2 separate regions of the Mus musculus genome follow, and region 2 is linked to region 1. The links are chromatin contacts, found by POLR2A ChIA-PET in ENCODE. All regions are on one chromosome and are shown on one strand. Each heading gives the region's core, a stretch centred on a gene start or an enhancer-like site at or near the end of the contact. The rest is flanking DNA. Distances are from core to core; before and after follow the strand shown.

What was found. ChIA-PET counts read pairs that join two places held with the same protein, here RNA polymerase II (POLR2A).
Region 2: POLR2A ChIA-PET joins it to region 1 with 23 read pairs in embryonic stem cell. The contact joins the promoter of Rhoa here to the promoter of Dag1 in region 1. POLR2A ChIA-PET finds 5 or more read pairs at or near these places in 3 of 5 experiments (Patski and embryonic stem cell).

The regions. Positions count from the first base shown.
Region 1 is chr9:108,262,178-108,265,599 of GRCm38, forward strand. Dag1 (dystroglycan 1) reads right to left here and starts at 1,638. Exons shown (of 4, transcript NM_001276482.1): 1 at 1,448-1,638.
Region 2 is chr9:108,304,100-108,307,864 of GRCm38, forward strand. It overlaps Rhoa (ras homolog family member A), which reads left to right and starts at 2,061. Exons shown (of 6, transcript NM_016802.5): 1 at 2,061-2,454. It overlaps Tcta (T cell leukemia translocation altered gene), which reads right to left and starts at 2,060. Exons shown (of 3, transcript NM_001311156.1): 1 at 1,623-2,060; 2 at 1,227-1,281; 3 at 1-154. The coding sequence starts at 1,845. The coding sequence ends at 112.

The sequences.
Region 1 (3,422 bases), core at 388-2,887:
ATGCAAGCAAGCATATTCTCGTCATGGGTTCTGATTCTCATTCACTGAACCCAAAATCAGTTAAGGACAAAGCAAGATGTATTACATGGGCCCCCAAGTCCTACCCAGAAGTCCCCAGGGAGTAAAGTCAAACATTTACTAAATGAATGCATCTTGTCAAATCAGGTTTTTTAGAATGATGAGGACTTGTCCGGTGACAATTTCAACAGAGGTACATATCAACAATGCTTGCACATTCCCACCCGGTGCTGCCTGCATAGTGCTACTTACTCCTACCTTCACACAGGATCCCACACGCCTTGCAACTAACTCCCTAGTGAGATCTGATTTCTCCAATAGCCCCTATGTCCTTTAAGCACGCTGACCATGTCCTTGACTTCAAGGCAAAAAGAACTTCAATTCTCCATATTTAAACCATCGATCTGTACAACCCGTTACCGTGGAATTCTTTTTCTAAACTAGAACATTCTGAAAGTATGTCTCTTGCTCATTAAGCACAATATATACTAATATGATTGCAACACCCCATCTCCATCAGATTCCAAAACATCTGGAAGCACACCCAACTCTAGCTGGAGTTATGTTCTATAAACACCACCCTCACTTCACGAGTCTGGCTTCCACGCCAAGAACTACTTCTACTCGCTTATTTAGGGAAACAGCAGGCTGGACTCTCAAGTTAGACCTCTAGGCTATAAAGGTACTGTCCCAGACTAGGCGGACCAGTCAAAACTTCGTCATCACCACGAAAACTAATCTTGATGTAATTCAACTTAACAAAAGCTTCTCAAATTGTAGAGATTAAGAGGTGTGTTTTTAATTGCCCGTTGAGTTTGTCAATAAATGAACTTGGGAGTTATAGCAAAGGACTCTGAGTCAACATGGTGTTCCCTCTGGGAACATTTTCCAAATATACTCGCAAGTGAACCTGATTTCCCAAATACCCACTGCAAAGGTAGTAAAGGAGTCTCCCACAGAAGCGCAACCGAGGGGGAGGAAAGAACCCCAAGACTCGGAGCAGCTCAAAGCAAGAGGCGGGGGCGGCGCCCTTCCCAGCCTCTGGCAGGAGCCCCACAGTAGAGATGCCTCCTAACTGGGCCGCGACCCCCACTGGCAACCCGGAGGCAGCCCGCAGGCCGCACACGCCCGCGGCCGATGCACAGGCCCCGCGTTCCCGGGAGCGCGGGCCGGGGCCGAGGCCTGGCCCGTCGCCGCGGCGCGCAGCTCCGGCCTCAGCCTTCAGCTACCGGACGGAGAGCCGAGGGGCGGCTCCGCACGGACGGCGGCGGCGCCGCCTCCTCACCCGCAAGGACGTCCGTGGCCGTGTCCCCGCCCCGGGCCGAAAGGGAGCAGCAGCAGGTGTTCCGCGGAAGGCTCGGTCGGCTGCAGCGGGGATCCCGGCCCCAGCAGGCAGGCACCGGGAGGCAGAGGCGGGAGGCGCACTCACCCAGCACCACGGGCAGGCCGCGGCAGGTGTTCGCTCCTCCGGGCCCAGGGACACCGCCGCCACTCCCCGGGGACTCCGCGCGAAGCTACCGCCGCTGCCGCCCCCGAGCCCCAGGAGCGCGAGCGCCGCGCCGCAGCCTCCGCGCGATCACGTACCGAGCGGTGAGAGGGCGCCGAGCGCGAGGGCGGGGCGCGCGGCCGGAGCCTAGCAACCGCCTGACACGCGAGTGCCGCAGCCAATCCCACGGCCGACTCGGAGCGGCGCCGACTAGCCTTCAGCGCGCGGCCCGCTTCTGCCTGCGTCGCTAGCCCCGCAGCGCGCCGCACCCGCGCACAGGCCCCGCCCCGTCCCGCACCTCTCTGCCCATTGGCCTGTCACGCCCCCGCCCCAAAAGCCACGCCCCGACGTAGAGGCCCCGCCCCCGAAGTCGACCAAGTGGGTCCCGGGACACGCCTTAGCCAGTCCGGGTAGCTGGGAGCGCTTGCTAGCTGGGGTGGGGGAGGGGCACCTTTCCCAACTTCTCCCGAAGAATAAATCGAGGTATGGACAGGCCGGCGAACCGGTCCGGCCACAACAAGCCACCACACAGCTGCCCCCTAATTTCCTTCGAGCAAAACGCAAGCGGTATCTAAACCATTCAAACACTCAGGAAGCGCCCTCCCAATTGCAAAGGAAGAGAGGCCTTGTTACCCTCTCCTTAATATGGATGGAGAAACTAAGGCCAGATCCGGGTGGGTGGGCAGGAAGGTAACCCATTTCTTTAGTGCTGGCCATACAACAGGCTTCCCCTCCCCCTCCTTGGAAAGCTAAAATCCAATGCCTCCTCTGGAGCTCAAAATAGCTCTGACCCGCTAGCACAGGTCACTCACCCCCCGGTGGCCCACATTCTTTAGATGGGTGGTTACTGCTAGAATCTGGCCTCCCCCATTTATGGAGGGTCCTAAAGTAGTTCTTAACTCTCCTGGGCTCACCAGAGGGCCCAAACTCCAGAGACTGGAGATTTAACAAGTTACTAAACCTGACAGTGCATAATACCTGTGGAAATCAGAACTGTGGTAGGCTCTGCTCCCTTCCTAACTGACCCCACACTGCTAGAAGGAATCCATTCCTCTTTGGCCTAGGGCCAGGCTGGAGTTTCAGACACAAGCTGTTATCAGTAAACTCATTCTGAATACAGACCCGGCGGCTACTCAGCCTGGGATTCCTGCCTAAAGGACGGGCAGTTCTCTTCAGAAGAGTCTAGGAGAAAAAATTTTCAGGAAGAAATGCCCTACCTCAAATACCTGTTTGCAATTTCTCAATTCTTACGTGACTAACTCATAGAGCCTAGAAAAGGAAGAGGAACTAAAATCCAGGAGAGCAAGAGCAGGCCATCCCTTGGATGTTAATAAACTGAAGAGTTAATGGCTTCTCAGATTCTGACTTTAAGACTGTACCATTTTAGAAAGGCTGAGAATGAGCTGGCCATGGTTGCTGCCGTCTGTAATCTTTACACTCATAAAGCTGCGACTTAAGGATTGCTGTAAATTGAAGGCCAGTCAAGGTCGCATAATGAGTCTCCAGGCCAGTTTGGGCTATAGAGTGATACCTTGTCTCAAAAACTAATCAAGGGCTTCAGAGATTACTTAGACAGTAAAGACATTACTGATGACTTAAGTTGGGTCCCCACAACCCACATGGTGAAAAGAAAGAACCAACTCCAAGCACAATAAAAACATAAGATATAGGGCTGGAGAGATAGCTCAGCGGTTAAGAGCACTGACTGCTCTTCCAGAGGTCCTGAATTCAGTTCCCGGCAACCACATGGTGGCTCACAACCATCTGTAATGGGATCTGATGCCCTCTTCCGGTGTGTCTGAGGACAGCTACAGTATACTCATTTGAAATGAATAAAACTTTAAAAAACTATATTAAAAAAGCTGGGTGGTGGTAGCTTACTCCTCTGATTCCAGAACTCGGGAGGCAGAGGCAAGTG
Region 2 (3,765 bases), core at 811-3,310, 42 kb after region 1:
CAACCCCAAGCCCTCTGCAGTTGTCCAAGGGGTCTGGACAGCAGCAACAAATAGCATAGGAGCCAGCGGACCCAGCGATATCTCTGGAGACCCTTCTGCTGCTGCCTTCCCTTATTCTCTGTGCGTTTTGAGAGCTTCATTTGCTGCTATCTCCCTGAAAGTAATGGAGAGAAGCAAGGTTATTTCATCGATCGCGGAACAGTCCCTGACATTGGTTCTTCCTTTGCTCCTTCTTGGCTAAGCTGGGCTCAGTACAGCTTATAGTAGAATCTAGACTTCTTTACTAATCTCTTGTAGTCCCTGCTGGGTCTACTATTCTCCTACCTTATGGTGCTTAGCTAAGACAGTGGTCACCTTCCTAATCCATGTATTGCTTTCACTCTTGAAGCCCTTTGTCGACTTGCCATAAGAAGAAGCTTATAAAGGCAAATTAGATCAGGCAACTGTCCTGCTGAATCAGCCCCTCAACTGTTCCTTCTGCCCTTGTGCTCCAAGTTCACCATCACAGCCTGATCTAGTCTCCTAAAGTTACATTTCCCCTTGCTACTGGGTCTTGTTTTATCTATTTCTTTTTCTTTTCTTTTCTTTTTTTTTTTTTTTTTTGGTGTTTTGAGACAGGGTTTCTCTGTGAAGCCCTGGCTGTCCTGGAACACACTCTGTAGACCAGGCTAGCCTCGAACTCAGAAATCCACCTGCCTCTGCCTCCCAAGTGCTCAGATTAAAGGTGTGCGCCACCACTGCCTGGCAGAGTCTGAGTTGTCCTTGTTTTCTGGTGTACTGTGACCTCTGCCGTGTGGTAGAAGCTCAGAGATTAGCTGAATGAAATGTCCTGATAAGTAAGCTGTTGTTTTTAGAGATTAGGAGGTTGACTTGATGAGGTCGTATGCTAAGAATAGAGACTGTTAGGCTGGGGGTTATAGCTCCAGTGGTACAGTACTTGCCTAGAATAGATGTTCTTGCCTTCCTAAAGAAAGACTTCCCAACCAAGGGATTTGTTTTCAATAGACCTGGCACATCACCTTTCTGAAATTAAGGTAACACCACCATCCATCCCCACTGAACATGCTGATGAGAGGCTCTAAAGCCACTGGGAACCCCCAACTGGAATCCTGAGCTCTACCATTAGCCTTGAAGGATTCTTGCACAGCCACTAAGCTGGTGCACTCACATGCTGAGAGTTCTCTGCCTGTCAAGCATGGGGTTGGGATAGACAGAGATTTACTCACCATGAAGAGAAATGTGTGGAGCCATCAGGTGTGGATCCATTCTGGCCACCCAGACCTGGAGGCAGGAACACACCCATAGCTGCAGGAGGCTGAGGGTGGGGATCTGAGCAGGCAATAGCCCAGGTCAGGTCAGGGGCCACTGGTATAGTTTAATAGAGATTGAGGCTGGGATACTAGGGACTAGTGGTATTGTCCAGGAAGGGTTTTGAGAAACAGTTAACAACGTGATGATGGGCATGAGGGGCTTGTGGTGTAAAATGGTACGGGGTTGTAAGTCTGGGTACAGTGAGGCTCCTGGAGGACCAGTGGTAGTCTATGTGGACACAGGAGAACCCAATGGTACAGTATGGTGGTGGTAGGGACAGCCGGGCCAAGGAGGTTCGTAGGGAGCCTCACCTGGACGGTGATACAACCCGGTCACTGTGTTCCCGTAGAACCCCCAGGCCAGCTGGATGCCCAGGAGACTTAACACCAACCACAGCAGGAGCAGCTTGAAGAGAGTCACTCGCATGTCTTGTGTCTCCCACTCCCGCAGAAAGTCGCTGCCCAGGGTGCCCAGCGCTCCGAGCACCGTGGCGGGCAAAGCTTGCAGAAACTGCCCGGCCCAAGGCTCCGCCATGACTGGCCAGCGCCCCACCGGGAGTACTGTCACCGTAGTTCTTACTGCGCAAGCGTATGGTCTTCCGGGGTTAGGCCTGTCAGTGCGCACGCGTAATACAAGGCAAGGAAGATCTACTTCGCTTGCGCGAAGTGTTGGCAGTTTGGGGAGGGGTTTTTAAAACCGCGCAGGCGCACCCAGCCCCACCCTGCTTGCTTAAAGGATGAGTGATTCGGTGAGGATAAAATAGCAACTCGCTCTTTTATAGCCCCGGTGTTCCCGTCATGCTCCACGCGTCTGCCATGATTGGTTAAGCGTCTAGCTCTCAGGGCGTGGATGCGTTCTTGAGCAATCGTGGCTGAACTGAGAGTGTGCGCGCGTGCGCGGGGCCGCGACTGGCGCCAGCTCGAGCCCGCAGGGCGCTCGGGGCCGCGCACGTCGCTCCCCGCCCTCCCGCCACCGCCCGCCCTCGTTCGCTCGCGCTCCCCGCCCGCCGCCCGCGGTCCTCCGTCGGTTCTCTCCATAGCCCGCCGTCTCCCACGGAGCTGCCCGTCCTTGGCTCGGAGCTCGCGGACTCGCGGACAAGCGTCCTCAGCGCGAAGAGGCCGGACTCGGAGTCCTCGCCTTGAGGTGAGCAGGAGCATTTCCCTCCAGCCGCCTCGGCTCCGGGCCCGGCTGGTCGGCTGATCGGCAAGCACTTTTCCGGCCTCCGGCCCGTCGCCTGCCCGCGGTCGCGCCCCACCTGCTGCTCTCGGCCCGCAGCCCCTCGCCCCGGCCCCTGACCTGGGGCCCCGCGCCCGAGGCGGCGGCCCCGCCCGCGCAGTCCCCGGAAGCGCGCCCCGCCGCCTCCAGTCCCCCTTCCCCCGCCCGGCCGGGCCTGGTGGAGCCCTAGCCGCCCGCCCTCCTCGTCGCTTCCTCTCAGGGTTGCGCCGGGCTGGGCGGGGGCTCCCGGCCGGTCCGCGACCGCGCTGGGGTAGCCTGCCACTGCGAAGCGCGTGTGGCTGTCGGGAGTTGGACTAGGCAAGAAACTCTTTTACAACTCCATTTTGCCTTTTGCATTGAACGTGGATTATTAATCCCGTTCTATACCGGGTGAAGACAGTGAGGGTTTGGGTGGATTTTCTGTTTTGAGTGCCGTATTATTGGAGATTGTGTAAGTAAAAGATTGTTTTGAAATCTTAGCGGTTATGACTCTATGGGGGAAGGTATTTTCCAGTCGAAAAAACACATAATAATTTGGCGAGGTTGCATCAAAATAGATGCATTTCTGCTTAAAGTTATTACTTCAATTAAGAATCACTGATGGGTTCCCCTTTTCAGGTCGGTTTCGTAAAATTGCATTTTTTGCAGGCAAGTTGATTTAAAAAAAAAAAAGTTCATGTTTAGTAGCTGATAGTGGAAAATTTGACACCATTTTTTTTCTTTTTTGCCCCAGAATTGGTTCTACTTGTATTTTCTAATAGTCATCACTAAATTTTGACCTATTAGTTATTTATTTGGTTTTGTCTTCTGGTATATTTTGAAATAAGTGCTTTTTGCATGTTATATATAACATTATATATGTATAATATGTAGTACACGTATAATGTACATCCCCCATGCCAGTCTGAAAGGGGAAAACTTATATTTTAGGATGCGGTATGTGGTGAGAATTTTTAGCCACTTAGTGTCACGTGCCCAAATGTGTATGTACCATGTGGAATGTTTTTTTCACCTTTCATTGGCTAGTTTGAGCATTTGACTCACGTATTATTAAACTAAGAAAACAAGATCAGGTCTTAATATTGAAGACTCTGAGATGTTGTTTGGAGTATTTCTCCGGAGCAGTGACGTTTCTTAGGGACATAAAATATATGGAGCTTGTTTTTTTCCTATTTTATTTTCCTCTTTGGTGTTGGCTTGGGACACAGTGAACAGGTGCTGTATCTCTGAGCTGCATTT